Regions from separate parts of the Homo sapiens genome. Here regions 2 and 3 are each linked to region 1. A link is a loop called in an ENCODE intact Hi-C map of the cell type or tissue named here. Cell type or tissue: endothelial cell of umbilical vein. All regions are shown on one strand. Links, peaks and the distances in the headings refer to the core of each region. The heading gives the core; the rest is flanking DNA.

Evidence for each region. Hi-C counts contacts between places; a loop is a spot of excess contacts. Peaks named below come from ENCODE experiments on the same cell type or tissue, not always from the same donor. Only the 100,000 strongest peaks of a DNase experiment are listed, where the experiment ranks them.
Region 2: a loop joins it to region 1, with 5 times the contacts of the local background. A loop is called at or near these places in 19 of 110 quality-filtered maps.
Region 3: it touches region 1 in a loop (12-fold over the local background); 25 of 110 quality-filtered maps call a loop at or near these places.

The regions. Positions count from the first base shown.
Region 1 is chr7:112,186,643-112,197,796 of GRCh38, forward strand. The region is part of intron 1 of DOCK4 (dedicator of cytokinesis 4); the gene reads right to left. Among named protein-coding and RNA genes, the nearest start is that of DOCK4, 14 kb to the right of the region's middle. In endothelial cell of umbilical vein, for the core only: no CTCF peak of the experiment used is centred there; a DNase peak (open chromatin) is centred at 5,839; H3K27ac peaks cover 4,655 bases.
Region 2 is chr7:112,127,382-112,138,535 of GRCh38, forward strand. All of the region lies in intron 1 of DOCK4 (dedicator of cytokinesis 4), which reads right to left. Among named protein-coding and RNA genes, the nearest start is that of DOCK4, 73 kb to the right of the region's middle. RefSeq lists an enhancer at 465-1,100. In endothelial cell of umbilical vein, for the core only: no CTCF peak of the experiment used is centred there; DNase peaks (open chromatin) are centred at 2,780, 3,730 and 5,070; H3K27ac peaks cover 1,993 bases.
Region 3 is chr7:111,953,375-111,964,528 of GRCh38, forward strand. All of the region lies in intron 8 of DOCK4 (dedicator of cytokinesis 4), which reads right to left. It also overlaps the pseudogene RNA5SP237. Among named protein-coding and RNA genes, the nearest start is that of DOCK4-AS1, 150 kb to the left of the region's middle. RefSeq lists enhancers at 9,455-10,239, 10,240-11,022. In endothelial cell of umbilical vein, for the core only: no CTCF peak of the experiment used is centred there; a DNase peak (open chromatin) is centred at 5,807; H3K27ac peaks cover 787 bases.

The DNA.
Region 1 (11,154 bases), core at 3,533-8,532:
ATTTGAAATCAAATTAACATTAGTACTGAGGCAGAAATGGAAATTAAAGAATCTTCTCATTGTCCTTACTAAGACACCCACAGAGAAACCACTGCATTTGGACCTAATATTCACCAGGTATGCCACATAATTTTCCTATGGGGAAACATTAAAACAAAACATGTCAGTTCTCCTTTAGAGTACTATAAGAACTCTATTTGGAGGGTAACAAAATTTCAGGGACATATAAAAGAAGTTGCTTATTTATTAGACAAACAAAAGTCACCCAGCAAATATGCCATGGCTATTAAAAATAGATTGTCCAGGGAGGAAGAATAAACCACTAATTAAACACTTTTGTTTCTCTTTTTTTTTAAGCCATTAATACTGATACCTAGAGAGAAAAATAAAAACCAGAAATACTTTCAAAAGCCAAGCATGATAGACTAGCATTTATCAGTTACCTTTTTATTTTCAATCCTCAAGAAATGCAATCGCCCAAATAAATTTTAAGTATACCAAAACACTAAGAAATTACAAAACTCAATAGCAAAATAACTCACGTGTTACAACCATAATTACTTCTATAACTAGAAAATTATTATCCTCATAGGAAATCCTGGCAAATTGCTGAAAACATTTCTCTTCTGAGTTAATCTAGGAGGGAAAAAAAATAAAACTTCAGAGTCCAGTCACTTTGAAGTCCTTATGCCCAAAAAGACATTATCTCCATCAATTGTCTACATGCGAATAATTTCAAATGTCTTTGTCTGTGCAACAGCCACATTTCCTTCTCTTATGATGTTTTTCTTCTCTCCCTATCCCATTTTCATTTTCACAGCTGTTTCTGGAGAATAAAAATGAAGGAACACTTTCTTGCTCTGCCTCTCCATGCTCCACTTTTTACAAGTCTTTGTCTGATTTACTACAGAGAACTATAACCAAACCCAAAAAAGAAATGGCAAGCGAAAGTAGGAGAGAAGAGTGTGCTTTTGCGCTCAGAAGCCACCACTTCTCAGGTGGAAAATAAGAATGTCATGCCATGATGACATTCTGCCTTGTGTCACAATGATTAATAGTCATAATTTTTTCCAATTAGTGGAGTAAATGCAACCAGTCGATGGAATCTGACCAATTTTGCACAGTATGGTCAGTGAGTGCTATAATTTGGATGTAGAATGAGATCTAAAATGATTATTTTCCATTTGACAGCTAAGTGCAATATTATATTTTCATCCCTTTTTTTCACAACTGAAAAAGAAAAGAAGACTTTCAGAAAAAATAAGTTATTTCCAAATATGACCCCTTTAACCAATGTTTTCTTTGAATTGGTACCATGTGACTCAAAAATTGAATATAGGGTTTAGTTAATTTATTTAAATAACTTAATAGCTCTGGCAATTCCCTGTTAAGGACAGAAAGACTTAGGGAAGTAGAGTGGTTTTATACAATATTTATCAAATACTTACCAAAATTAACAGAACCAAGTACTATAGGGAATTGCCCAAGGGCTTCAAGATAACACATAATGCTGCAAACATAGTATACTGTCTGGTAGAAGAGACCAGCACAAACAGTAAATATCTCATACACTTCACCTTCAGTTACTTGAACACAAACCAAAACATTTCAGATACAGAATACTTCAGACAGTTCCAATGACATCTAGTCAGAGTGCCCAAGAGACTCTCGAACTTACAATGAATTCTATAATTTCAAGGTAACTTGGAAATCACCTCATCAAACTATCCTTTCACAGCTGAGGCCCTAAGAAGATAAATGCTTTGCCTGAGTTCATACAGTTGTGAAAGAACCAAAATTAGAATCCTGGCCTCTTTCATAAGATAAACTGGAGTTAACCCTTTCAACTAGGTACTTTAGAATGATGATATCAAACAAATGTTTTTCAGATATGAAGAGCTTTATTACATCAGTGGTGCAAACTGTGCTGCATGGCATACGTGTCTGGAACACGCAATAATTCCATGACAATTCATACCCCCCAACCCAGAAGATTTCCCTACCACCACTTAAAGTAGAAGCATGTCAGCTCATTAGGAAAATCTAGGTAGTAACTTCAAACCTTGTTGTAACAGAATTTACATGCAATACTCCAGCCTCATTTTAAGTCAGTGGTTTTCAAACCTTGGTTTTCACAGTAAAGGGTGTTGTTGTTGTTCAAATAAATGCTCATATACACCCTCATCATATAAAAGCAGCATTTTATCCTACTAAACTTATTTTATCTTTCTGAATTTATATTTTCTCAGTATCAAGTCAGTAAGAACAATGACGAGGGTTCCTGGTAGCCCATGTCACACCACTGCAAATGAGAAAGAGGGTATCCTTCTTCCCAGCTGAGACATCCCAAAATCCAGCCACCATATGCAGAGCATACCATACAAGTGTGTGACAGATCACTGCCAACACAATGTTCTAGTGAATAAGCCTATTCTAATGAAAACAAAAATTTGGAATGGGAAGCTATAAATAACAATTGTAGTCTATTTCTTCAGCATGCCATATATTTCTATATTTTGTGTTGGTTATGCTGTGGAGTGAAAATGCTGTTTCTCACCAATGGCTAATTGCATATTTGGTAGGAGTTTTGTTTCTGTCTTTTGATAACAGCTTGCCTTGCTATCTCAAGATACTCTTATTCTGGAAAAAAAAAAAACTGTGGTGGGAAATTTTTGTTACAAAATGCAATCACTAAAAGGTTGGAAAAGCACCCCAAACTTGCAGGAAGCAGTAAAAATGCCTAAGATCCAGTACTGACCGAAGATTTTCTACAACTGACCATTACATGGTGGCCAGAGGATATGACAAGCAGATGTATCTGAGTATCTTCTGGCATTTAAACGGAGTCTAGCAGTCACATGGTGTTGTAAAGACTTCAGGTGTAAATACCCTATTAAAAATTTATACCTACACACACTGACTCAAATAACATGTACATTTTCACTATATGTTACAATTTATTATGTAGCAAATGTTATACTAAGAGCAGAGGATACAATAAAAATAATACAGTCCTATCTTCACTGAAATTCAGCGGTTGGTGGTAGGTTTCTTCATGACATAGCAGCCTAGCCTTCTTGTTTTTATTCTCTGTCTGGGTTTTGTTTTTTTTTTTTTTTTTTTTTGAGATAGGGTCTCTATATTGCCCAGACTGGTCTCAAACTCCTGGGCGCAAGCAATCCACCCGCTTCAGCCTCTCAAAGTGCTGGGATTACGGGCATGAGTCACCACACCCGGCTTTCTGGGTTTTTTCAATGGCAATTTTACATAGTCACAGGACAAACAGAACCACAATGTATGTTTCAGATTTTATGTAACTAATTTCATATACTTTTGACAAATTCTATCACTTCTCTCACAAACACTTGTTTTCCTCTGTGGATGTCGGGGGGTTGCCAGGCCCCAGTCAGGATACCCTCATCCACTCAACAAAGCCTGGATTATACATCCTGGACAACCTTGTATATAAATGTAACAAATAACTACAACACGCTGAGCTTTGGGCTTTCTCCCTCATCCAAGGAACCCATTCATTCATTGATTCAACACTTACTGAACTTACTACAGGTTAGCTCTGTGTTACCCTCTAGAGAAATCAAAGCTGAACCACACAGCATCTCTGGCCTCAAGGGCTTCCCTACACTGTAGCAAAGTCGGACAGTTTCAAAACAGCAGCAGCAAAGGCCCTGAGAGAGGCAGCTGCAGGGCACAGAGCAGGAACAGAGGTAGAGCAGTACTCTACCAGGAGGAGTAGAAAGAGACAGACACTCTCAAAGAACAGACATTGCAGTTAGGTTTTCCAGGTAAAGAAGCAGGAGGTGGATGGTCAGCCCAGGAAGCATTTCAGCAGTTGCAGAGGCAACAGTCCTCAAGTAGCCTGGCATCTCTGAGGAGCCAGTGGTTCCATAGGATGGAGGACAGCGTATGAGAGAAAGAATTGCCCAGCACGGGATGAGATTGCAGACAGGGGCCGATTTAGGAGGGAACTTGTGTACCATAAAATGACTTTGAACTCTATCCTGACTGCAAAAACAAAAAAAAAAAATTAAAGATTTTGTTTTTTACAAGTGAACTACATCAACAAATTTGCTTTATGAAAAAGGTCACTTGTGGCTTAAGTCCAAAGCATGTACTAGAGAAAGGAGAATGCAGAAAAGGAGAAAGATTAGAAGACTACAGCAGTAATTCAGACCAAAGAGGTACCTATTAAGCACACCAAGGAGCATACCAACTCCTTGGACAGGTAGGACAGGGCTTCTCTGAGCATAGATGAAGCAGAATGTGAAGCCCCAGGTCCCAGCAGAGCAAGGGCTTCCAGTATCAGAACCACAAGCCTCAGAGCTCAGGGTTTCTCTTGCTCCTCCAATGAATGGGAATCCTCCCTTTTTTCTAGCCCCCTACCTTCTAGGCATCCCTGTTACTGCAGGTTTCTTGTTTTGTTTAGTTTATTTGTTTGAGGCAGGGCCTCATTATGTTGCCCAGGCTAGAGTGCAGTAGCTAGTCACAGGTGGGATCACAGCTCACTGCAGCCTCAAACTCCAGGGCTCAAGCAACCCTCCTGCCTCCGCCTCCCAAGTAGCTGGGACAAGTGTGAGCCATCACGCCAGCCATGAATTTTATTTTCACTCCAGGGTTCCTCCCTGCTTCTGGTCCATCCTCACTCAAAGACGCACACATTTATTCCCTTCACGTCACTCAGCACTGTTTGGTCCTTGGCTCCCATTTCCCTATTTCTCCCCACCCCTCTAGTACCCATCCCCATCTCCTGAGGCACCTAGTGGCTCCTCTGTCACCACTGTGCCCCACACCCCCACCCACCAGCAGTCAGCATACTGACTGACCATCACTACCACAGACCAATGCTAGAGTAAAAAGACAACGTGGGGACTTATTTCACATAATACTGGTATTAACACTAGTATCTTATTTAAAAAATAAAGTATAGTGAGCAATTTCTTCAGCACTGCCCATAGAACCCCAAAGCCTGGGGCTGTGCCTCCAGATTCTGGCCCTAAGTCGTATGTACAAAGGTGTGATACCATGAAGGGACCACATGCTTCAGGCTGGGACAGATGAGTGCCTGAATCTCAGCCCTTCACAGGTGGGTCCCCTGCAACAAATTACTGGCCCTCTCTAGGTCTGCTGTAAGGCTGGAGTATGTGCACAGGGCCAATCACACAGGCCCAGCCCTTGGTAAGCATTCATCCTAAAGCTGGGTTTTCCTCTGCCTGCCCACTCTTATTTTTCTGTAATTTAAATATGGATATGTTTAAATTATATACTATATAACATTACATACTATATATACTTATATAATATATATTATAATTATATATAAGTATACTTAAATATTATATATTATATAGTATATAACTTAAACATAGTATAATTTAAATATAGTATATATACAGTGTTTGTGCTTGTGTGTGTGTATATATATAGTGTGCATTTATATATAATTATATACTATAGTTTCTATTTATCCTTCCCAAAATCTCTTGAAGGAGAAGAATCGATCCTAAATCCATCTTTCTTCCTCTGCCCAGTCTTAGAAGGAATCACACACAAAAAAAGATAAACCATTTTCCAAGATACTTAACATCGGTCAGGTGACAGGAATAAGAGGGGACAAGGGGGAGGGGAGGGGGAGGAGGTGGAAATTACCCAAAAGGAAGAGGAAGAAGGTTTTCCAGATATTTAAAATGTGATTCCACTCAGCTGTTTATCTTGGGCGATCTTAGCAGCCGGTGACTCACTCCTATGGGAAGTATCTCAATATGAAACTTCTATTCTTTTGTAGAAGTTCTGAGTCTTCCAGGATATGAGACACTCTTTCCTCCTCAGGGCTGTTTCTTCAGGTGCACAAGTGAATAATATCATCACCATCCCAAGTCCTTATCTTCATTTTAAAGCTTGAAGGGGAAATATCTGTCTTAACTTTCACACTGATTTATCTGTGATACTTTATGTACTCCCTTACTGTGTATTTAAAAACAAAATCAGGGTAACATCTATCTTGAAGAAATGTTGTTCAAAGTAAATGAGATAAAACTATGAAACATTTCTAGCTCCTTCACTTGTCCAGTCATCCAGTTCTATATCTCTTTGGATGCTTATCAAGCTAGCATATTGCCTTATACATCATAGGCATATACCATAAATAATCATCCAACAGAAGTTTTTCTACCAACATGTCGTAAAATATGCCCTTATGCTTGTCACTAAGAAAAAAAAATGCAACAAGTAAATCTTTAGAGGAAGGTACTAGCTACTCTCAGGAAACACATACTTAAGGATAGTAGAAAAAGAAAAGAAATTCCTCCAAATATTGCTTCATTCTCTTCAGGGACCTGATATTCAACAGCCAGGACTTTCAAAAACAAAGTACTCCTAACCCAATGCCCCAACCAAAGTTTCATATAATAAAACTTCCATCTACTTTTTAAAAATGCTAACCTATATGATTAAACCTGTCACCCTAGGTTTTTATAAAAAACTGTAGCAAAAAGAAATGAAGCATCTGAAGACTCTACCTCTTTTGGTTGCTTTGAAGGCACCCAAAGTGATGTGACAACTCAAGACAATGTGAGCAACTTTGCAAAAATGCCATTATTCAAATAAACAGATACCTGGAGTTACTAGTCGATATCTACCATCAAAAAATCTAACTCAAATGGGTGCAGTCGTTTATACTTGTAATCCTAGCACTTTGAGAGGCTAAGGCAGGAGGATCACTTGAGCCCAGGAGTTCAAGACCAGCCTGAGCAAAATAGTGAGACCCTGTTTCTACAAAAAATGAAAATAAAAATAGCCAGGTGTGGTGGTGCATGCCTATAGTCCCAACTACTGAGAAGGCTGAGGCAGGAGGATCACTTCAGCCTGAGAGATCAAGGCTGCAGTGAGCCATGATCACACCACTGCATTCCAGCCTGAGCGACAGAGCCAGACCATGCCTTAAAAAAAAAAAAAAAAAATTCTAGCTCAATTAAGTCTGTGCCTCCAGAGGTGGGCCTGCAGAGTCAGATCTCAAATCACAGAGAGAGCCAACACTAACTACATTGATTACACTGAGGTTGAGGATCCTGCTTCTACTTTTTTTATATCCCTCTTCCTACAATCCCTAAAATGTCTTTAACCCTTCTGCTTGGGCTGCCATATAAAGTACCACAGGCTCGGTGTTCTAAAGCATGGAAGTCCCAAATCAAGGTTTGGCAGGACTAGTTCCTGGTGAGGACTCTCTTCCTGGCTTGCAGACTGCCACCTTCTTGCTGCACCCTCACATGGCCCTTTCTCATGCTACCTATGAAGAGAGCATGTGAGCTCTCCAGGATCTCTTCTTATAAAGACACAAATCCTGTCAGATCAGGGCCCCACCCTTATGACCTCATTTAATCTTAGTAACCTCCTTACTCCATATATATCCATATTGGGAGTTAGGGCTTCAACATATGAATTTTGAAGGAATACAAACATTCAGTTTATAGCACCCATAAATAAGCAATTATTCCTATTATTCTGTAATTGCTAAATAAAACCTCTTCAAATTGTTGACTCTCTATGTTGAAAGGTCTGTCCTGCACAAATTATCCCTGGGTCCATAGTCCAACAGGACAGAGTTTATAGAACAAAGGAAAAGTGAGCAGTGACACCAACATCAGTCTTCTAAGCAAACATTTCATGGAGAGAGCAGAATTTTTACCTTAGGTGAATTCATCTGAAGCTGTTTCAACAAATTAAAAGAGCAATTAGAGCTCCCTTTCAAAGGCTTAGACCCCACAGCTATATGAAAACACATCTTCACTGTGGATACTGGAAAATGAACACAGCAGTGACATCACAGGCAGTCAAACTCATATAACAAGGAAAGCTACTTTAAAATTTTGAAACACAGTACTTTCTGCACATAAATGACAAACTAAATTCAGGCTGTCCAGACTCAACTTCTACCAGTCCAACCTCTAATCCTGAAAGGAAACCTCACAAAGGAAATAATGTTTGGCTTATAGAAGAACTTACATAATGATTTTCTGATTATAAAAGAAATGTATGCTAATTTAAGAAATTACTAGAAAGTATGAAATTAAAAATAAGCCATCTCCTCAATTATAATAATTGGTTGTAAGAACATTACAGGTAATGTGTATGCCAATTCTTCACCTCTGATAAGTATTTTCCCATTTTAAAACTCATTACAATAATTTCTACATAGTGTATACATGATATTGCCTAACCTGGGGCAAAGAACATAAATATTTAGTCTTCTGAATCAATTTCTATAACTATGGATGAGAGTATTAATGGAGATTTTACATACAATTAATACAAATATAGTTCTCCTAAAAAAACAAACTGGAGGCTGGGCGCAGTGGCTCACGCATGTAATTCCATCCCTTTGGGAGGCCAAGGTGGGCAGATCACCTGAGGTCAGGAGTTCGAGACCAGCCTGGTCAACATGGTGAAACCCCATCTCTACTAAAAATACAAAACTTTGCTGGGCACAGTGGTGGGCACCTATAATCCCAGCTACTCGGGAGGCTGAGACAGGAGAATCACCTGAACCTGGGAAGCAGAGGTTGTAGTGAGCCAAAATTGTGCCACTGCACTCCAGCCTGGGCAACAGAATGAGACTCCATCTCAAAAAATAAACAAACTAGCAAACAAACTGGAGAAGGGGCAAACCTTTACTATGTGTGCAATTTTTTAGGAATCCTCAGATCTTAATGTTTTTCATCCAGACTACTGGAGAAAACCTCAGAGGTTTCTTCTCTCTTCATTCTTTATAGAACTGCCTGTTGATGTTTTGGGTTTTCGTATTTCTTTGAGACCCTGGCTAACCCCTGAGCCTGTTATCAAGGCAGCTTTACAAGCTCCTCAACCAACTTTGGCTACCAGAGGAGAATGGAGAACAGGTTCTCTCCTCTCCCCACAAAGTGAATAATGTTTCATCCAGGATCTCGGTTGGGGCTATTTTCGGTTGCCTTATGTACATGCATCCCCACGTTCCCAAACCTGCCTACTTCTGGTTGCCAACAACGGATGAGATTATTCCATTTTGGAGAAAAAAAAAAATAAGACATAGAACCAAATCTCCACGTTTCTGCTTAAAGACTTCAGGGAGAAATTTTTGGTTAATGTCCAATTGATAGTCTAATAAACAGCAAATTTCTTGGTTTAGGAAAATGTTTCACAACTTGGGAGATAAGTTGTTAGCAAATTCAACCAGGAAAACTTACAAATTTCATATCCAGAAGGGTTCTCACCAACCACCCTCCCACGAGGGGGCACAAATGGGGGAGGAGAACAAATACACATGTGTTAGTAGTTTCCAAAAGCCTCCCATGTAAATGTCATGCTCTCCCCTCTTCCTCACTCTCCCGTTTTCTTGAGAAACAGCCATGTTTTCGTTCATTGCTAAGTGACAGATGCCTGTCCAGATTTAGTTGCCTTCCCGCTTCCATAGAGATGCAAATGTGATCACTGATTAAGGCAACCTGGATCTCGAACCTCTCTACAACGCGAAGGACTGAGCTAAAAATAAAGGTATGGGTTCAATTCCACTTTCAGATCTGCGTTCAAGGCTAGTTGATGTGTACAGCTCCAAGCCAGGTTCCCAGTTGTAAGTTATTATATACCATGTACCACGGTTTTAGGGCAATTCAGATGAAATCATCTCTTATCCCCCTACCTCCTTCTCTGTCACCAATACCCTGCCAGAAAAACTACACTATCCAGTAAGCTTTGTTATTGCAATACTTTCAAAGCAACTACAAAATCACTGTCCTTATGAAGACCACAGTACACTTCTCAATGGTGAAGTGGCATCTTCTATAGACCCCTTTCCACCCACCTACCCACCTTCCTGTCCTGCTCGTTTCTGAGAGTGGTCATCTCTCAACAGAATTAAAAAGATGGGGTGAAAAGAGAAGGATTACAGATGCTTCCGGCAGTAAATGGCGTGCTCCAAGTTGGATGTATTGACCTGGTCTCTAAGCTGGTGACAGAGAGTGGGGAAGGGGCAATGGGTCTTCCTGTCATCTTTCCAGTCATTGAGGCCTCTCTGTTTAATAAGGGAAAGCCAAAAGAAGCCACCAATAGGTTTTTTTCTCTTTTTAATCCAGCTTTATTGAGGTATTGTTAACTAATACAAATTGTATATATTTAAGTTGTACAAACTGATGTTGATATCACCTTAAATATACACACATACATTGTGAAATGATTACCACAATCAAACTAATTAACTATCTAGCACCTCACACAGTTCCCTTTTTTTCCTGTAGTGAGAATACTTAAATCTATTCTCTTAGCAAATTTCAAGTATACATTATTGTTAACTATAATCACCACGCCGTACCACTGAAAACCAAGAAAACATTGGTTTTCTTCAACCAGTTCCACCTGCCTTAGGGAAATTTCACGTGAATTTTGCCAACAGACGTTCTGTCAGACTTAGTTTTCAGTATTATTAATGTTTGCCTCTTTCTGTGAATTTATTGTTATTTCACTGATTAGTTAGGAGAGCCTACATGAGGGGAAGGGAACCTAGTGCCATCATAAGCTAGAATTCCTTCCTTTAAGTCACTTATTTTTCAGGAGTGCCATAGTATAACTTTAAGAATTCTTGTGGTTCCTAAGAGGTATTATATATTTACCAAAAAAAAAAAAAACTGTATGTACAAATCTATTGCTTTATATATTGAAGCATTTTTCCATTTTTAGATGGGTGCGTGTTCTTAAATGCTGTTTCAGGGATGTATAAATCTTGTTCATTGAAATATTATTCGTGCACTCTGTTTTTCAACATCCTTACTGGGAAATCTCACAAACGTGCACAATCTGGCATGAAATATTTGTTTGGGAGAAGACTGTCACAGACATAGAAATAACTAATGCCTTAGCTAGGCAACGCCCTAGAGGGAAGCAAGAAAAGACTGTAAAATGTAGTTTACGACCAACTCTAAATGGACAGCTAATATTTCTTACTTGAGAATCCTTTGTACCCATATTAATAAAATGCCTCGAGATGACTGCTGTTTGAAATTTGGGGTCTGTCATGTTAAAACTTAGAATGAACAGGCAGACTATACATAATCAAAGTCAAAGCAATTAGCGAAGTCTCATTTAGACTCATTACTTCAGCCTTCACTCCTAAGC
Region 2 (11,154 bases), core at 2,188-7,187, 61 kb before region 1:
GGGGAACATCACACTCTGGGGACTGTTGTGGGGTGGGGGGAGGGGGGAGGGATAGCATTAGGAGATATACCTAATGCTAAATGACAAGTTAATGGGTGCAGCACACCAGCATGGCACATGTATACATATGTAACTAACCTGCACATTGTGCACATGTACCCTAAAACTTAAAGTATAATAATAATAAAAAAAAACTTCTTTATTTTGAAGAACATTCATAGAATTTGCTTAAAAATTAAATTCATTTAATAAAATGTTAAATTTTTATAGCAAAAAAATAAAAATAAAAATAAAAACAACAACAACAAAGTAAACCAATACTACATCACCAATGAGTATGTGTGCTTTGTAAAGAAAGCCTAAGCTTGGCTGGGTGCGGCGGCTAGCACCTGTAATCCCTGCACTTTGGGAGGCCAAGGTGGGTGGATCATGAGGTCAAGAGTTTGAGACTAGCCTGGCCTACAGGGTAAAACCCCATCTCTACTAAAAATACAAAAATTAGTCGGGCATGGTGGTGCACACCTGTAATTCCAGCTACTCAAGAGGCTGAGGCAGGAGAATTGCTTGAACCCGGGAGGCAGAGGTTGCAGTGAGCCAAGATTGTGCCACTGCACTCCAGCCTGGGCAACAGAGCGAGACTCTGTCGGGGGTGAGGGTGGAGGGCAGCCTAAGCTTATGCCTCATTTACTTAAAACAACATTCAGTTAGACAAACAGTACCACAAACACACAATTTAAAGAGTCTCTTAATATCTTCTGGCAAGGGTAGATTCCAGTACTCTCCTTCCCCAATCCTAAAAGATTCTAAGTTCTGTAACCAGATGACCTTCTCAGTGTTAAATTACTCTCCCCTTAAAAACTGATCCCTCTCAGCCCCTCTGCCCGGCCAGCCGCCCCGTCCGGGAGGGAGGTGGGGGGGGTCAGCCCCCTGCCCGGCCAGCCGCCCCGTCCGGGAGGTGAGGGGCGCCTCTGCCCGGCCGCCCCTACTGGGAAGTGAGGAGCCCCTCTGCCAGGCCACCACCCCGTCTGGGAGGTGTGCCCAACAGCTCATTGAGAACGGGCCAGGATGACAATGGCGGCTTTGTGGAATAGAAAGGGGGGAAAGGTGGGGAAAAGATTGAGAAATCGGATGGTTGCCGTGTCTGTGTAGAAAGAAGTAGACATGGGAGACTTCATTTTGTTCTGTACTAAGAGAAATTCTTCTGCCTTGGGATCCTGTTATCTGTGACCTTACCCCCAACCCTGTGCTCTCTGAAACATGTCCTCTGTCCACTCAGGGTTAAATGGATTAAGGGCGGTGCAAGATGTGCTTTGTTAAACAGATGCTTGAAGGCAGCATGCTCGTTAAGAGTCATCACCACTCCCTAATCTCAAGTACCCAGGGACACAAACACTGCGGAAGGCCGCAGGGTCCTCTGCCTGGGAAAACCAGAGACCTTTGTTCACTTGTTTATCTGCTGACCTTCCCTCCACTATTGTCCTATGACCCTGCCAAATCCCCCTCTGCGAGAAACACCCAAGAATGATCAATAAAAAATTAAAAAAAACTGATCCCTCTCATATACTGCTGGTGAAAATGTAGAATAGATAGTCACTGCGGAAAGCAGGTTGGGTGTTGCTTATAAAACTAAACATGCACTTACATAACCTAATAGCTACACTCTTGGGTGTTTATCCCAGAGAAGTAAACACTTAGGTGCTCACAAAAAAATCTGTACATGAATGTTCTTAGCAGCTTTATTTTTACAGTCCCAAACTGCAAACAACCCAAATGTCCTTCAATGGGTGAATGGTTAAATAAGCTCTGGTGCATACTATGGGATACTATTCAGCAATAAAAAGGAGTGAACTATTTATAACAACTTGAATGGATCCCAAGGCATTATCTCAAAAGGTTATATATAGTATAATTCCATTTATATAACATTCTGGAAATGACAAAATTAAAGAGATGGAGAACAAACAAGTATTTATTAGTGGCCAGGGAACAGTGGAGGGATGGGTACACCTATAAAGGGGCAGCATAAGGGAAGATCTTTTGTTTGATGGAACAATTCTGTATCCTGATTATTGTGGTCGTTACATATACCATACGTGAGACTAAATTGCAATGAACTACACACACACACACATTAGTGTGTGTACAAAATGATTAAAACTGAACAAGCCATATAGTCTAACTTAACAACAATGTACCAATTTTAATAAATTGGTTTTGATATAACTGTATAAGATGTCACCATTAAGGGAGCTGAGTGAAGGGTACATAAAATTTCTTCATGTGGAAGTAGACTCTTGTGAGTCTATAATTATAATTATTTCAAATGTAAGTAAAAGAAAAAACAAAAGATCCCAAGCAGCTTTTTAGCTCATTCATATGTAGAAATCTATAAACAGCAGAGGAGGACAACATTCCTCCTTTTATGGGGTTGTCATTTCCCCCAAGTTACTCACCCTAGCAGCAGAACAGAGACTAGATCTCATGCCACCAAACTCAAAATGCAATCCTCTGTCACACCTTTTATAGTGGGATAAAATGAAGAAGCAAATGCATTAACATATCCATAATCTTGGGCTTTCAGTAAAGCCATTCCCCCAGTGACAAGTCCTTGGGATTCCTGATCCAAATGAACAGGGCCTTGAACACATCTAGACACGGAGCCACTTTTAACTCTGCCTGGAAAGGTCAGGGGAGGCTTCCCGCATTCAGGGAAATTTGAGCCGAGTTTGAATGTTGGGTAAGAGGTCACCTGGCAAACCTGGAAGGAAAGAGCAATCCAGGAAGCTGCAGGCCTGGACAGCATCCCAGTCTTGGAGCACTACAGGATGAGGACGGGGGCTGTGTGACAGTACAGGTACCCGTTGGGGAGAGCCAATATGAGCCTGGAATGAAGTGGGTACCAGGTCCAAAAAGTCCCTGGTGCCATCTGACAGGTGGTAACTCTCAAAGCTCAAAGATAGACACCCACTATGCTCACCAATGACAGGGAGTCTCTTAACACTTCTCTTTATATTTTAAGATGCCTACATTATATTTCTCTTCCTCACATGAATGTCTTTTGCTAGTTAACATAAACAAGATGTCATGGTTCTCCCAATAAGTATAATAATGTGATGCTTTTGTCAGTTGTTTTTTCTGTCTAAGCAAAGCAGGGATTCTATGTAAAGCAAGTAAAATTAAGCTAGTGATGATGGATATCAAAATCACTACTCTAAATAATACACAAATTATAAAGGAATCTCAAGAGCAGGTTGAATCAGAAAAAAATACGCTCTGAGTATGTGCCTTCTCAATGCTGGTCTACACTCTCAAAATAAACGTAGGTCATGTTTTAAGTTAGTAAATGTGGGGAAAAATAAAATGTACAGAGGCTGAGTAAAAATACAGACGCGTCCTACCAAAAGGAACCAATAATTCTTGACTTAAATTTAACAACTTTGTTCACTGTGGCAGTAAAATATTAATGGCATTGCAAAGTTGAATTTGCGTGGGCAGTAATTCACAGTCTCTGGAACAGAGTCTTTATTTTATGTCAAGTCATTACCTCAGTAAAAGTTACCAAAAATAAATCCATTTGACTTCCAGTATTTTAGACAATAAATAGGGTCATTTCTCACAATGGTCAAGTTGGCATAGAAATACGGAGGCTGATAATAGTGAAAACCTACGTGACATAAAGGAAATGGCCGGCCGTATGCCATAAATATGTCTTAAAACTAACAAATGTGATCCTGCTTCTTGTAGTTTTTGAGGGGTCTTCTGTTCTTTGAAATAATCTAAAACTCACAGCATGAGATACATGCTGCTCACTAGATGAGATCAGCTCTCCATTCAGCACTTGAGATTGTTTTAAAAGCGCTGTGGCCCATAACTAATAAATCACTCCATGGTGACTACAGTGTCAAGTATATGCAGCCATGTGATTCCCTGTGTACCTGGGAAGGGCAAAAGGAGGCAAGCAATTCAGCCAGGATACGGGGATGCCAACACAAAAACTCCAGGGTAGATCCTTCACCCGTATGTGAAACTTAGTTGCCCTTGGTTTTATAGGACAAGGAGAGAGGAAACCAACTATTTTCTCATACAATAAACCATGGGCTCCTTAAGGGTGCCCATGTCTTATTTCTCCTCATATCCCCAGCCCCAAAGACAATACCTCTCAATAAATGTTTTTTGACTAAATGAATCAAAGATAGAGTGAATGTATGCATGCATTGTACAATGCAGGAAACAGCTAAAATGTGATACATACATTATTTATTCACTTTTTTTGTTACAACATATTTATCAGGTGCCTATAATGAACCAAAAATCATGTCAGCTAATGAGAAAGAGAAAAAAAAATCATATGGCATAGTCTCTGCCCTTAAAGATGTAATAGGAGAGACAGACATGAACACTAATGACACAAAAAAGGAGGAAGGGAAAAGCACAAAGTGGGGTTGTAACACACTTCATGGTTTCAAACTGAACTATTGGTATGGGGGGAGGAGGAGATGCTTTTAAATTCTATCCCTAGAAAGACGCCAGTGTCCTACAGGGAAAATATGCAGGGTCTGGAGGCAGAAGACTAAGTCAGACAGAAGAAAAAAGGGATCCCTTCATACAAGCATCATCATTGTGAGCCTGAAAGGCTTTCAAAAATCTCATTTCGGGCAGATTTATTAATATCTGCATTGAAGGCAAGGATGAAACGAGCATGGGGTGGGAGTTTGGCAGCCCTTAGACCATTAGGAAAACAGTGGACTGCCACAAAGGTTACTTCTCACTTTGATAGGATCTCATAAATCCATGTAAACTGGCCCCCTACTTTAGAGCCGGAGGACATTTTCTCTGTGGTTGCTTAGTCTTAACTACAGGGATTGCTGAAGAGGTTTAAGTCACACTGTTTCAAAGGCACAGTTCTGCTTGAATTTAGGTTCATCACAGTTAATGAAGCAGAAACGAATCCTTTTGCCATCTCAAAAGGATGTCTAGGTATCACAAACAAAAGAGTGGAAATTAACCAGGAAAAATCTGGGATAAAAACAGGACATTTGGTCATCCCAGCCTTGTGGCAGCTCACACAAAGGATGCAATGTTAAAAATAGCATCAACAACATTCACACAGAGATGATATCTAGAAACAACACAAAGATTGATGGCATGCCTGCCCTGAAAGGACCTTAAAACAGGAAGCTATATAGAGACCAGGCATGCATACACACAAGCAAGGCAGTTAAGCAAATGCTTTAATAGAAAAAAGGGGCGGGGGGAGGTGGGGAAAGGCCTTTGGTCTTGCTATTTCACCTCCATTCAATATCCTTGGTTATTGGATATTGAAAGTATCCAATACAGAAAGTAGGAGGGAACATGGGACACATGCAAAAAGGTTATTAAAGGATGGGCAGAATACTCTCTGGCCTTACAGAATTTACTCCTGGTTTAAACTTCTACTTGGGCACCTGGCCCACAGCTTGACAGACCCACTTTCGCTGCAGGATTCATTAAGCAAGGAAGCTCCTACAGGCCAGTCTTTACTCTTTGTCAGGAATTCTAAGTGTCACTCCTGAATTTCAACTGACAATGGACAGAAGTGAAATGGATGAATCCAGAGACTGGTATTCAGGGCTCTTAAAATTTAGAATCTCAAATTCCAGGATGACCAACTGCCTCTAAATTCCACAAGAATTTTCTACTTCTCTAATATTGAAGTCCTTCTGAGACTTCTAGGTCTTCATTCCAACCCAAATCCCAGAATAGGGATACAGGTCATACCGCATCTCTCTAGTGTTTTGAGGAGAGGTGACAGGCTATACTGATGGAGGCCATGTGGGTGCCTGCGGGAGCTTCTGAGACCTTCAAATGCAGAAACATTTTGCAGGGATAGTTCTTCCTAGCCAGAGAGAAACCAAAATAGAGTCCAGGGCTGATCGAGAGAGAATTTACTGTTCCACTCCACAAATGTTCTTATTATGAGCTTTTTCATATAAATGAGCACACTTTCCTGCTTAATCTTTTATTTAGGCTCTTTGATTTTACACCTCTTTGCCTGAATGAAAAAAAGTATGCTATAAAAAGGCTGCTTGGCCCAGGTATGGCAGCTCATGCCTGTAATCCCAGCACTTTGGCAGGCCGAGGCGGGTGTATCACTTGAACTAAGGAGTTTGAGACTAGCCTGGGGGACATGGTGACACCCGTCTCTCCTAAAATAGCCGGGCATGGTGGCGTGCACCTGTAGTCCTCGCTACTTGAGGGCTGAGGCAGGAAGATTGCTTGAACCTGGGAGGTCAAGGTTACAGTGAGCCGAGATGGCACCACTAAACTCTAGTCTGGGTGCCAAAGTGAGACCCTGTCTCAAAAAAAATACGTAAATAGAAAATTTTAAAAATTAAAAAATAAAATGGCTCTTTGGATGTACGGTTATAAAGGACAAAGACTGCTTCTTTGGAAGAGTGCTGTATACAGGTAGGTGGTTATTAAGTGAACCAGTGTTTCTCAAACTGTGAGTTATCTCACATTAAGGCTTCCTCAAATGGTTTGTGAAATAATTTTTTTTTAACAGACTGGAATGGAATGGAGTGGGATGGAATGAAATAGAATGGAAAACAAAATACTGGAGTGTACCACATGTTGTCAGATTAGCTATTATTTGGTAAAACTTGTGCCATGGTAGGAGGCCAGAATGATGTCAATTTGACATTTAGAAAAATGTAAATGCAATGTTCATATTACTTTGAATACTTCACTGCATTACAATGCTTCAGAATCGTTTCAATTGTAATTAGACTAAGTCTCAGAGTCCATAATTTATAGAGTTAAGACAGATTAACAAACAGGGTGGAGCTTTCACTACAATAGCAACACTCTTCCTCCCTGAGGCTCGGAAAGCCAGCAGTGACACCAACAGCTTGCGAGAGGTAAACACCCTATGCCAAACCATCAAAAACCCTATACATCTCAATCTCTTCCACAAGCATCTGATTTCAATATGGCAGGTTGACCCAATAAACTGTGGAAGGTATAAAAAGTGTTTTTACTTATGTCTTTAAATAACTCTAAAAGTGTAAACTTAATGGCTGGGCACGGTGGCTCACGCCTGTAATCCCAGCACTTTGGGAGGCCAAGGCGGGCGGAACACAAGGTCAGGAGATCGAGACCATGCGGGCTAACATGGTGTAACGCCGTCTCTACTAAAAATACAAAAAAAATCAGCTAGGTGTGGTGACAGGCAAGTCCCAGCTACTCAGGAGGCTGAGGCAGGAGAATGGCGTGAACCCGGAAGGCAGAGCTTGCAGTGAGCTGAGATTGCGCCACTGCACTCCAGCCTGGGCGACAGAGCGAGACTCCATCTCAAATAAAGAAAGAAAGAAACAAACAAACTTAATAAAATATCTAAGACCAGAAAAATAAGGAAGTGGATTCTAAAATTATAAGTATATCAAGGTGGGTTTCAAAGTGCCACAATGCATTATCCTATTTAATAAGAAAACGCTATGCTTCAATGAGGCATATTCCATTTCTCAGAATAAAAATAATACATCATAATAAAACACATTTACTTCAGTAATTTCCTTAACCAGTATTCACCTATGATTGCTATAAAATTTATTTCACCATTAAAACATATATGTGTGTGTGTGTGTATATATATGTATACACCAAAAAAAACCCCACAATTTTTTGTTTAATCAATAAAGTCCTTTCTGTATAATTTACTATTTCTAAATCCTTAGTTTAATTTTGCCTTAAGGCATAATTTGTTTTAACTGAGACATAATTATCTGATTGTGGCTCTTTAATTCTTTTATATTACTAAATTGAAAGTTGGTATATTTTTCAAGTAAATATGATTAAGGCTTATTGATAAATATAGATTGAATTTTAAGTCATTTTAAAATAGTTAAAACCATGGAAATAAATAGCTTTTCATTAATATATTTACGCTTTACCTTTTTAGTCTTATGTTTTTGTCAAAACTAAGCATCTATCTATTCTTACTTCTTCTCATTATACTTCCCTGATGCAGTACCATACACACTGTAGGTACTTGAGAAAAAAAAATATTTTCTGAATGGAAAGACTACATAAGACATGATAAATTTATTCCAATACCCAATTATAGTCTAACTTATTTATTAAATTTTATTCCCTAAAGCAAATTCTTATTAGCTATATAATCTATCTCCTTTAATCAACAGAAAGCCATCAATCCAAGCATTCAGTATTACATCCACTTGACTATCCTGCCGCCTTGATTAAGCTGCCTGTAGACTGCTGTGCAAGGAATTAAATACCATCTAGAATAGAAATTCAAACACCAGAAACTTTGAAGAAAAAAAAAAGGTAACCAATAGCTTTTTCTATTTCTTTTTTCCAAGAGTTCCATAAAATTGTTATCAGTCCTCTCACCAAAAAAAAAAAATTGAACCAGTACAAATTACCCCGAAGTTTAATGATAAAAAATTGAATTTTGTTGCTTTCCTGGTGGAATATCTGAAAGGCCAACAGAAAATAATAAGAGAAACCAACCCTTATTGATTTCCTTCCACATTCTTCCTAATTCCAGGCCACCTGCCCCAAATGATAATCTAAATCTTCAGCCAAGCTGAGAAAACCAAGTATTTGGCAACCATCAAGAGCTAATCAGATTTTTCCTGTGTCATACACCAGTGCCATGGGTTGAAAGGGGAATTATTTGGGCCAATTTCCAAAGATGCAGTGAAAATTAAATACCCTCTCAGAAGTTTTGGCCTCAGTGTGGCTTATAACCCAAATCAATAGCTTGTAAAATTTCAAAGCTCTGAAGACAATAAAAACAAAAAGAATGAAACCGGTTTCATTTTATAGCTAATATGTTTTAATATCAAAAGAAACATAGAAACTATGAAGGACTAGCAACACACATAAAGCCATTATCTTGTAGATTTTTCTCTCTGTGGTTGATCTCACATTTGCAATCCCAGAGTAGCTTGTAAATCACTCAGCCTAACATCATGCCAGAATTCCCACTCCCACAGACAAGTATGATGCACTTAGGGAACACAAAATAATTTTTATTACCTTAATCCAGACAATTACGAGAAGATAAATCTGCTACAAAATGCCATAATTCACTCGCTCCCTCACACATGCGTAACACCTATGTGTCAAGCCCTTTGCTGGGGGATGATGTGGCAAACAGAATTGTGTCCACCCTCAGAATTTATACTTAGGCGGAAGACAAAAGACTGGATACAAATAACTGGAGTTCAAGGTCAAATGTTGTAACTACTATCAGGCTGGCATAAACAAAACACACTAGGATTCAGGAAGGGGCAGAAATTACCTCTAGTTTATGTGATCAGGCAGGGCTTTTTGGAAACAGACCACATTTAAATTGGGTCTTGAAGGATGAATATGATTTTGAAAGCAGAGACTGATGGATAATTTGAAAAATGAAAAGAGAGAGAGAGAGGGCTGACATTTTCCAGAAGGCTAGTATGTATGCCAGCACTGTGCTAGGAGCTTTTATTTATGATATCTCATTTATTTTCAATGGGAAAGCAAAATGGTATTCAGCTATGGAATTTGGGAGAGAGGCAAAAAGGTGGGGAAGATGGGTTGGGTGAAAAGGCAGAGTGCCTCCAATACTGAGCCAAAAAATCTGAACTTTACCTGAGGAAAAAATGGGAAACTACCAACCACGTTTAGAATGCCAAAAGAGAAAAAGAGAGAGAAGACAGCAAGAAAGAAAAGGTATTGAGTCATACATATTGCTATAGATAATTGGTACAAATAACTGCCAACCACATTTAAATAATTTTTTTATCATAGCTTATGTGATGCCTGTATGCTATATTTCATTAAAAGTTTTGGAAGGATTCTAGAAGATAATTTATTTCACCTTCTACTCAATTGAATAAATCCCTCTACATCATCCCAGAGAGTTCCTCCAGCCAGTCTCAGCACCTGCACAACAGGGAACCTCACAGCGAGCTCCTGCTATGCGTCAAGGCCTCTGTCAGAGGAGGTTACATTTCTCCACAGCTTGAGAGGTTGCAAAGCATTTCTTTGAGCTAAAATCTCCCTTGTAGTTTGGTCCTTTGGTCCGAGATCACACACAGGACAACATTTTTCCATCTATTCTAAGACATGCTTTTTACCCATTTCAACAACTATAAAATCAGAGGGAGGCTTACCATCAATTCTGCATTATAACTTTAATAGGCAGCAATTTTTCTGAAAGGCAAATAAAATAATGACTCATTTTATAGCCAGTGGTATCTCAGATGCAATAAAACATAGTAAGATAATATTTTACATAAGGTTGGCCTAACCCTTCCTCAATGGCTAATCTCTTTTCCATATTTGAGAAATGTCCTCAAAAGTAGAGATACCAAGCCAAGGTTCTGCAGCCATACACTCCTCAGCCCAGCAACAGTCTTCCATTTACTAGCTCAGTGACCTTGACCTGACTCACACCTCTTTATAATTTTAGTTTTCTCATCTGTAAAACAGGGCTAACAATAATACTTGCTTCATAGGCTTTCTGTGTGTGCATTACACTGGATAATACACATAAAGTATTTGCATAGTGCTTAGCACACAGTCAACATTCAGTAAATGTTAGCCATGATCATAATCAATCATCATCATCATCCACCTCTAGATTAAATAATTTCTTCTCTACAATCATCTCCCATATGACATACTTGCTAAAACTTTTGTCTACTTCTGGGTCCACTCCAATTTGTCAACACCCTCCTAAAAAATGTTTTGTCAGTTCTCCTGGCTCCCTTCAAACCTCCTATTCTGTTATTTCCCTTTTACTCTAAAGACAATGATTTTACTATCTTTTCAGTACATCCTTATTGGTCCCTTTAGTTGTGTCACCTTGACTATAGTTTTTAGGAAAACTCTTAATTATCACTGTTAAACTGTAAAGTACTTACTATTTTGTCACACCTGGCTACTGAAGTATTTTGTTGGAAAATGGACACAATATGCTCTCACTGGTTTGGCATACATATGGTATGGGAGGACAATTACTGCCCTTACTTTTGATAGGCTTTCTCTACTTATAGAGCCTAGGTTACAGTCTCTCAGATACAGATGAAGAAGAATGGCCAAGAAAGTATTTGCAGAAGAAATTTTTACAATTTACATATTCAGGCAGCACATGTTGAGACGAAG
Region 3 (11,154 bases), core at 3,285-8,284, 230 kb before region 1:
TGACCCTAGAGCCTCTCCCTAAAAGGCAATAGAATACAAACGTAAGGTGATCTGAATTGTTTCTATTTCACTGCTTCTCCTGCATTCTGTCAAATGTTTTCTGATTGCCTAACAGTGTAAGATATGTCCAATAATCTGCTGTGGGAGACCAGAATACGGCACCCCAAAATATACTTCTTTGGCATAAGAATTGTTGAGCTAAAGGCAATTAAGAAGTAGGTGCTGTAAAGCTCTCTGCCTTCCCTCTAATTGCCTAAAGGCAATGCATAGATTTACAAAAACAAAAAGAATCTTGCCTCTCTTAGACCATGTAAGTACTAACAGGCCTGGCCTTGCTTAGTTTCTGAGATCAAACAAGATCAGGCACATTCAGGGTGGCATGGTCATGGGCCTGCCCCTTCTTCTACCAGGGAGAACAAAGGTTAACCACAGATGACAATTTTAAACGTTACAGGCCTGGAGATGGCACCAGAGGTATCCCTACCAACACTCTTTATCAACTAGCCTTTGTCTGCCAGTTATTTGCCTTCCTAGAAGTTGCCTCCCTAGAGACTTCAAGTCCTGTTTGGTCTTGTCATTTCTCCAAAATGTACTGTTCTTTCTTGAAGACACTATATAAGCTGGAATTCAAAGCCACCTCTTTGAGAATTTCTCATTCCCTATGTATTAATATATCTCATTTATGTATGAAATATACATGTTAGTAAACTTCTGTTTTTCTCTTTTTAATTTGTCTTTTGATAAAGAGGACCATTCCAACTAAGAATGTATGAGTGTTAAAGAAAAAATTATTTTCCTTCCCAAAACTGTGAAGAGAGCTGTTACTGTGGTCTCGCCTAGAATAACAAAGGACAATTCAGAAAAGCTCAGGCCGCACTATAAATTGCTCTATTTATGCCCCCAAGAAACCAGTGCTACCTCTGTCCAGGCAAGATACTTTGGGAAGCAGCTGGAAGGTGTGCTGGCAGTTCTGCAGTGGCCGCTGGACTACGGGGCTTTGGTGCTTATGATGGCAGAGATGAAGGACATTCGAATAGATGCCCTATGTACAGGGAATGATCAGTGGTAAACAGAAGAGACCCAAGGGCCTTCTAATTCAGTGGTTCCCAACTGAAAGATTCTCCCCAGGGCCTGAAAGCTTAAGGGAATGAATAACTCCTCCCTCCTCAGGCCCAGTCCCAAGGCGCAAGACCCAGCAGCGTGCGTCAGCAAGATAGCAGAAGCAGGAAGAGAGGTGGCCGGAAGACACATACCCCCTGAAGATGGAGAGGGAGACTGTCCGGGTACTACGTAGCTGTCATGTCAGACTGGGACACTTCCTGTTTACAGAGGGCTATAAAACCCCTGCCCCGTCCTCACATGGGGCTGATGCCATTTTAGGCCTCGGCCTGTCTGCACCCAGGCGCTCATTAAAACAGGGTACTGCTCCACACTGCCTTGTGTTGTTTGTTGGCGTGCTCTCAGGGTTCGAACCGATACAAAGAGCCTCGCACCAACCTGATTGTGTACAATATTCTCCTGGTGAGCTGTATAAAGCCCAGGCCCCACCCTGGAGATCCTGATTGACTGGGTCAGGATGGACCTAAAAGCTTCCTGTTTGTTTAAAGCCCAGCCATGTTAAAGGACCACTGTTTTTACCCAAAAGCCCTAGTCTTAATTAATCAGAATTGCTGACTGTTTTATGATAGTCATGTATACCAGAAAACAGGCAATGTACGCCTGGTATCTTAGGGTCGAAGACTTTTCCCCTCTTCCTCCCAACCACATGAGAACACAAATGACAGAGTTTTTCCTTGGCAATAAATGAAAGCAACTTCTCAAGCAAGTCTTCCTAGATAAGATTATTAATGTGCTTTCTAATTTTAAAACTAAAGCAAAGTTAGAGTCATGAGCTCTTCTGATTAAAGGGAAATGGAAAGAGGAAGATCTCTGATACAACTGTTTCCAGAGTTTACTTAAAGAGGAGATAGATGATGTTTTCTTTTAAAAATATTAATGCTCAAGCCCATATTCACCTTACAAATAATTGAGTGTTGAGGACTATGCAGCCAAATGATGTGATGGCTTTGTTGGCACATAAAGAATTTGGGTTTAGTTGAATGACACAACAGGAGACATATTTTTAAACTATAGCCAATTCCATTGCCAATTTTGAATAACAAGCCAATTCTTTCTTACTAGTCAGGATGATTATTGTGTACAATATTCTCCGTCACGCTATTTGTCTTTGCAGAAAAATAAAGATATCTGAAACAAATATCTCTGTTTTTAGGAAAGGTAAAATTTTAGGAAAGAGTTTTTAGGAAGGTAAAATTCAATAAAAAAGGAATATAATACTCTTTAAAATTATAAATAATGTTCAGATCAGCTGCTGTTTCACATCTTCTGTGCTGTTACCAGATTAAGCAATTGGTGAATTAAAGAAATGATTTTGACTGACTGTTGATTTAAGAAAAACAGCTGTGACTTTAAGTTCAGAAGACTTGAGACCTTAGAAATCTTGAAGTTCGTTTCAAGTAAAATCCTTAGAAAAAGGCCTGCTGTATAACTAAACTGAGAAAAATACTTGCTTGAGTCTCTCTCTGGAGAACTCATTAAGAATTTCACTAAAAAATGAGTTCCTTAGAGAAGTAACCAAAAGTAGGCACAGAGAGGATCTGGTCAACACAAACAGGGACCATGAAATGAGAAAGCCTCTATGTAGGCAGAATGCGTTCTGCTTATCATTCTGGGAATTTATATCATTTGATCATTGTAAACACTGTATCTTTGACATTTCGTGAGAAAAGAATCACTCTGATCTATATTCAGAAATTATTCTGACCTTTCTAACATCTTTTCATTAGGAATGTCTATAATAAGGAAAGTTAAAGTAAAGTAAACCTGAGCTCTTTATAAGTACTCTGAGTTGAAGCATGCAGTTTCTTAAAAAGGCAGAAAAGCCATAAATAAACACAGAATAAGTATAAAAATCCATGTCATTCAAGCCCTGCAAAAACAGTAAGTATAATAAATCGTTCATGCATTTACTATCTTAGAGAGATTTTCTTTTTTTCATGAAATTATGTCTGTGAAAGGAAAATAAAAACTTGGGACCCCCAATTCACTCTGCCAAAGGGAAGAAGATTAAGCTGAAAGCTGAGTCACGCAAGAAGCTGCCTTTCCTTTTGCTCCTAAGCAGAGAGCTACAGATAAGAGGTTAAATATCTCCACAGGTAGTTACTCTATGTTCACCTTATTGTCTGTAAAGTGTTCATTTACTGAGCGTGAGATGAATACATAATTGACTATTCCCCTATCTATTTCTTTTCTCTTGCAACATGTGGATTCAGTAATGTGACCACCTTCTTCTTTCCCCTCCAGCCTGCCTTTTCCCTTTAAATATGAAGTCTCAATATTCTCATCTTCAGAGAAAGGCACAGACCTGTCTCCTAGGTGCATGCCCTTAACCTTGGCAAAATAAACTAAATTGACTGAGATCTGTTTCAGATACATTTTGCTTTACAAGCCAAAATCAAATTTCCATTCCAATAGCTTTTACTGATGGACACAACATCTTACTGATAGATTCTTTATATTCATTATAACTTTTAAAAATGAAAATGATCTAAAGCATCATTAAATACTATTTATTAATTAGATGACTCATTCAACTGTATTTTTTGAAGATCAGGTGCTTTTTTAACCTGGGAGCTACAAAGCTTAACTGATAGGAAAATGTTAATGCTTATGAGAACAGGTATATTATTTTCTGTTGAAGTCTATAGTTTATATACTTCTAAAAAGAAATCTTTGGTACTGAAAAAGTTAGGAACCATTGCTTTAGACATGTGAAATAAAAATCGCATATTGGATACCATACAAAGGGCTGATACAGAAACTGGTGAAATAAGGAAATGATTTTGATTTATTGTTAAGAAATGTGAAATACTTTTGTAAAATAAAAATTGCATATTGGGCACCATACAAAAGGATGATAAAGAAACTGGTGAATTAAGGAAATGATTCTGACTGACTGTTGATTTAAGAAAGATAGCCATGACTCCAAGTTCAGAAGACTTTAGAAATCCCAAAGTTCATTTCAAGTAAAATCCTTAGAGGTATACTATATAACTAAACAACCTGGAAAAAATACTTGCTTGAGTATTTTGAACATCAGTAGACTACAAGCTGTGTCTACTAGCAAAGTTTTATCTTTGGAAAAGGAACTAACAAGGACTGCATCAATGATAATTGCTTTGTTAATCTCGAATCGTCTTACAACATATTAATAAATGGCATGAAGGCAGGAATTTTTTGTTCCTGTTTTATTCAATGATGTGTTCCCAGTGTCCAAATGAGTGTATGGCCCTGAGAAGGACAGTAAGAATTGTTTGCTGAATAAATAAATGAATGAACGAATGAACATCAGCAATTCCACAAGAACAGTGTGAACTTCATAAAGCTCAACTGAAATAAAAAGAAGATGCAGTCTCTATTTAATTTGTAGTCCAAAAATCTCTACATGGAAATACTTAGGGAAAGATGCTACACATTTATCTGACAATTTTTATGTACTTTTTTTAGCATGACAGTGTTTGCAAATGATGTTTCCCCAGAGACAGGGCTGAGAGCACAGTTCTTATTAGCACAGTGTAACATGAAACAACTCTATAAACATTTTTGATGCACTCAACACTTTGAGTACTCTCTCTTCTTAATAAGCACATCCCCACTGCAGTGGAAAGATGATAGCAAAAATTAAGATAATAATAGCATGATCTCTTAATGCTTTGCCTCAACAACAATCTAAGACTTGTAAGCTTCCTCTAACTGCATCAATCCCAACCCTGTGTCAGGCGCACTACAAGGTGCTGAAAACATCTAGATGATGAGTGGGCAAAGTCTTATCTTTGGAAAAGGAACTAAGAAGAACTCATCATTAACAATTCCTTTGTTAATGTTGAACCATCTTACAACACAAATGGCGTTGAATACCAAAGAAGTCCTTGTGAGGTGGGTTGCTAAGTGTGACCATAGCTTATCCTGTAGGGAACTTAGGAAAACTAAATAATTCTGAATACCTTATGGGTAGCAGACATAGGGCAAAGGAAAAAAGACAGAGATGACCCGAATCCTAGTGAAAAGAACATCAATCTGGTTATCTTTTAAAACACAGGCATAGGTGTAAGAGGACCTTCTGGTCACTTTCTAAAATCCTGCACTATTTAAGTAAAAAGAGACAAGTAGCTTGAATAATCACAGCTTAGAGTGAAAGGGAAAGAGAAAGTCAGTTCTGAGTTCACACTGACTCTATGAGTTTTTGGTTTTCTGCAACTTGGAATTTCGGGCCACCTATTATTATAATAACACATTATAATGATGCAGTAATTTACAACTTCGAAAACAACTAGAATTGTATGGCTCTTAAAAAGCTACAGAGAAAAAAGTGAATCAGTTCTACCCTGGGTGCTCTCAGTATGAATAAAGCATTTCTTTGCTTGTTGTGTATTAATTTAGATCCTCCTCCTTGCTCATTTCATATTTAAAACTCTCCCATTATTGACATAACAACATCTCTAAAGCAATTATTTGTGATTTTCTTTTTTATGTGACACAGAATTGTGACCAAAGGGGGAGTAAACCGCAAATCTGATTAACTCTGAAGTGACAACACTCCCACATTTCATGCACCTGCTGGAACAATCAAATGATGGAGAAGAGGGAGGGCAGAAAGCAGGAGTGCCTTTCAACAGGAGGCCCGAGGGAAGGTCGCTGTGGGTCACTGACAGGCAGGCAGACACCCACAGAGAAATCTGTGCCAGCATGTCTAGACATGGCAGGAAATGCTCTGGGCCATATGGAATAGATGATATTGCCACAATCCAAGGAGGGTGTCTGAATGCCGTCTCCATCTATTTTTGTTCTCAAACAAAGTTGTACTCCCTGCACGTCTGGCCGGTCAGACATTTTCCCTACATTACTGCTCTGCTTTGGAGACGTCACATTTTTGAGCTGATTTTATAACATGAAGCTACAAAAAGGGATCTATGCCCATGATTGATGTTCAAAACAATATATGCTCCTAATTTATATAACAATATAGATGCTGAACTTCTGCGATCATGCTATACATTTTAAATGATGTATGAGACGAGAAATACTAGCACAGTGCAGGGAGTGAAAAAGCCATATCTGCTCTCTTAACTATGTTATGCACTAGCATACATACACAAAAATATTAGCATTTTTTACTAGTCTGGGCCAAATAACAATTCTCCCTAACAGTTCTTTCTGTAAGCTCTTGAAAAATTTTCCTAACAACTCAGTCTTTTCAAAAGAAGCATAATTCTTTCATTTCCTTTTAAAATTGAAAAGGCTATTAGATTGTATCAGCCTCACCCATTGGAAGCTATGATGGTAACTTCTTAGATTTTCCTTGTGACACAGAATTCTCAATTTTCTCATTCTTTTCCACCTATGATGTTTCAGTCTCCAAACTTACCACCTGCTTCTGATCCCTATTTGCTAAGCACATCCAGCAAAAGCTAACCTGGGAGTCTGGATGCACTAGCAATTTCAGACGTCTCCCATTGGTGCGGCCATCACTGCACTCAGCAATTCTATGAGCCCTCACTCACTCCCTATTACACTTTTCTTTTTTACACTTAATTATTTATATATTTTTAACATTTTACTTATTTATTTATTTAGAATTGATAAATAAATGGCCTGGGTGCAGTGGCTCACGCCTGTTATCCTAGCACTTTCGGAGGCTGAGGTGGGAGGATCACGAGGTCAGGAGATGGAGACAATCCTGGCTAACACAGTGAAACCCCGTCTCTACTAAAAATACAAAAAATTAGCAGGGCGTGGTGGCATATGCCGGTAGTCCCAGCTACTTGGAGGCTGAGGCAGGAGAATCGCTTGAACCCGGGAGGCAGAGGTTGCAGTGAGCCGAGATCGCGCCACTGCACTCCAGCCTGGGCAACAGAGCGAGGCTCTGTCTTAAAAAAAAAAAAAAGAAAAGAAAAAAGAATTTATAAATAAAAATTGTATATATTTATCAATTCTAAATAAAACATGTTGTTTTGAAATACGTATACATTGTGGAATGGATAAATCAAGCTAACCTACCATGAGGTAAAACACGTGCTTTACCTCATGTGCTTTTTTTTTTTTTTTTTTTTTTTTGGTGATGAAAACACTTAAAATCTACTCTCTTAGCAATGTGCAAGTATATAATACATTGCTATTAACCATAACCACCATGTTGTACAATAGCTGTCTTGGACTTATTCCTCCTAACTGAAATTTTGTATCCTTCTTTTCCAAAATTCCCTCCCCTAATCCCTAGTAATCCCCCTTCTTCTCTCCACTATGAGTTCAACTTTTTTACACTCCACATGCAGTGAGATCATGCACTCTTTGTCTCTCTGTGCCTGGCTTATTTCACTTAACATAATGTCCTCCAGGTACATCCATGTTGTCCAAAATGACAGAGTTTCCTTCTTTTTAAGGCTGAATAGTATTCCAAAGTGTATATATACCACATTTTCTTTATCCATTCATCTGTTGATGGACACTTATGTTGACTCCATATCTTAGCTATTGTCAATAGTGCTGCAGTCAACATGGAAGTGCAGATATCTCTTGCACACACTGGTTTCATTTCTTTAGATGCATGCACGGGGGTTGGATTGCTGGATCCCTATCACACGTTTGCTCCACGTCTGCTTGCCTTCCTCCTACAACTCACTTTCAGTCCTCAGCTCCCTCTGTCCTCTCTTTTGCTCTCCAATGGCAGCTGATCTTGTTTCCCCCTTTACTTAAAAAAGATCAAGGCCACAAACCCAAAGTCTCTTGATTCCATCTCAGCATTTTACACCCATTTCACTTCCTTCATCTTCCGCATTAATAAAAGAAGTGTCCTTCCTCTTTTTCAAAGTAGATTCCTTCACTTGTGTCTGGATCCCTTCTGCCGTTGCTTCAGGATTCAACTTTAAACCTCTACAAACACTCAAAGGGTCTCGGACAGCTGGCACACAACACTTCACTTACTCTTACCATGCTTTCATAGTGAGTGAATGAACTAGTGAATGGGTAGAGGTGATGTGCATTCTTACAACTGGAATTCCCTCACCTTTGGGAGGATAAACCTATACTTATTTAGAATTTCCAGGAAGGTGGCACTGATTTTGCCTGTAAGGCAAAAATCCTTTAAGGATTTAAGCATACAAGGTATTTTCTCTCACAGAATCTTTATTAATCTTCTAAAAGCTGCCTATTTTAAGTCTGAATCAAGGCTCGTGCTTCAAGGGGAATATTATTATAACGTATGTGTGATATAACACTCAATGTCCTAGACCATTAAGAAAACATTCCTCTTAAGTTTTGTCAAGTACATTATGAAAAACGTAACTGTCAGTTCATGTAACGAGTATTTTTATTCTAGGCAGAATGGAATTCAGACCATCATCTATGGGGCTAGTGACTAAACCAATCCAATGTTCTTTAAAGACATTGGAAAAAAATGTCTTTTCTCATTGCTTTATGGCCTACATACAGTATGAAAACATTAATAAATTTTAAGCAGGTAATTCATTAACTATATATACTATATGCTAGAAGTTCAACCAAGAGCTCATATACCTATCACAGGGAATTCATAACCAAGAAATTTTGTCATATTTTCTTCACATATTTTGTCATATTTTCTCCTTTTTGCTTTTTCTTTCTCTTTGTTCTTCCATTGCGGAAGTATTTTAAAGCAAATCACACCTCTGATTCCATTTTACCTTTTACTAGTAGGTCTCTCTAAATATTACATAACTATAATACCATATACCTAAAAAAATAAACAGTTGCTTGGAACATATTTCTTTAAGGCTTCAAGAGCAATCAACACATATTATTTCTGGTTAGGTTAGGTGTATTTCCTGTACTGGTTTTTAAAAATAATCATTCTAATAACTAAGATTTACTGACCAATTATCAGGTAGAAAGTATTACACTAAATTTAATCCTCCAATAACCCCATGGGGAAAGTACTATTATTATCTCTACTTATCAGACAAGTTAACAGCCTTGAGAGACATGAATTAACTTCCCAAAACTGATGTAGCTACTAAATGACAAAGCCAGGACTTGAACTCTTGCCAGCTGACTCCAGAATCTGGCCACTTCGATTACCGTGCGGTACACAAGACACACAAAGGTATGTGTCTTGGGGGTGAAGAGATATCCAGATGTATTTCGGAATTCAGTATGAATCCATATTTCCATATTTAAAAAAATCTTTACCTCACCAATTGCATTCATTACTTTCTTTTTCTTAAATGATAGAATGGAATGATATATCAAATAGAAGGTAATTGTAGGCAATACAAAATTTATATGGAAATGAAGTATTTCAAGAAAAATGGAGTTTAATGAAGTGATGTTAGGAAAAATACCTAGAAAAGTATGTGAATAAGTTACAAGCAGACAGGAAACCTCATCTGTACTTAATTAAGACTTTTTGTATTTAATCATCGGGATAACACTTTTTCCAGAAGTACTACCCTGGTGCTATTTTCTCAAATAAAGGCCCACGCCAGCAGCTCACATGCATGAGCAGCCCTATGCCAGCTGAGTACCAACTGGTGGTACTCAGGTCATATGAAATATATTCTCTGATGAGAATGCAATACGTTAATAGATTAGTCCCAAGACAAATTTACAACTTTAACCGATGAAGCCCTAGAGTACATCAGTAAACAAAGTAATGAAAAGTTATAAGGGAGGTAGTCAACCAGTAAACAGCTTTGTTTTCACTGGTCCATAAAAATTTACTGTCTAGGAGGAGGAGCCAAGATGGCCGAATAGGAACAGCTCCGGACTACAGCTCCCAGCGTGAGCGACGCAGAAGACAGGTGATTTCTGCATTTCCATCTGAGGTACCGGGTTCATCTCACTAGGGAGTGCCAGACAGTGGGCGCAGGCCAGTGTGTGTGCGCACCGTGCGCGAGCCTAAGCAGGGCGAGGCATTGCCTCACCTGGGAAGCGCAAGGGGTCAGGGAGTTCCCTTTCTGAGTCAAAGAAAGGGGTGACTGACGCACCTGGAAAATCGGGTCACTCCCACCCGAATATTGCGCTTTTCAGACCGGCTTAAGAAACGGCGCACCACGAGACTATATCCCACACCTGGCTCAGAGGGTCCTACGCCCACGGAATCTCGCTGATTGCTAGCACAGCAGTCTGAGATCAAACTGCAAGGCGGCAACGAGGCTGGGGGAGGGGCACCCGCCATTGCCCAGGCTTGCTTAGGTAAACAAAGCAGCCGGGAAGCTCGAACTGGGTGGAGCCCACCACAGCTCAAGGAGGCCTGCCTGCCTCTGTAGGCTCCACCTCTGGGGGCAGGGCACAGACAAACAAAAAGACAGCAGTAACCTCTGCAGACTTAAGTGTCCCTGTCTGACAGCTTTGAAGAGAGCAGTGGTTCTCCCAGCACGCAGCTGGAGATCTGAGAACCGGCAGACTGCCTCCTCAAGTGGGTCCCTGACCCCTGACCCCCGAGCAGCCTAACTGGGAGGCACCCCCCAGCAGGGGCACACTGACACCTCACACGGCAGGGTATTCCAACAGACCTGCAGCTGAGGGTCCTGTCTGTTAGAAGGAAAACTAACAACCAGAAAGGACATCTACACCGAAAACCCATCTGTACATCACCATCATCAAAGACCAAAAGTAGATAAAACCACAAAGATGGGGAAAAAAACAGAACAGAAAAACTGGAAACTCTAAAACGCAGAGCGCCTCTCCTCCTCCAAAGGAAAGCAGTTCCTCACCAGCAACAGAACAAAGCTGGATGGAGAATGATTTTGACGAGCTGAGAGAAGGCTTCAGACGATCAAATTACTCTGAGCTACGGGAGGACATTCAAACCAAAGGCAAAGAAGTTGAAAACTTTGAAAAAAATTTAGAAGAATGTATAACTAGAATAACCAATACAGAGAAGTGCTTAAAGGAGCTGATGGAGCTGAAAACCAAGGCTCGAGAACTACGTGAAGAATGCAGAAGCCTCAGGAGCCGATGCGATCAACTGGAAGAAAGGGTATCAGCAATGGAAGATGAAATGAATGAAATGAAGTGAGAAGGGAAGTTTAGAGAAAAAAGAATAAAAAGAAATGAGCA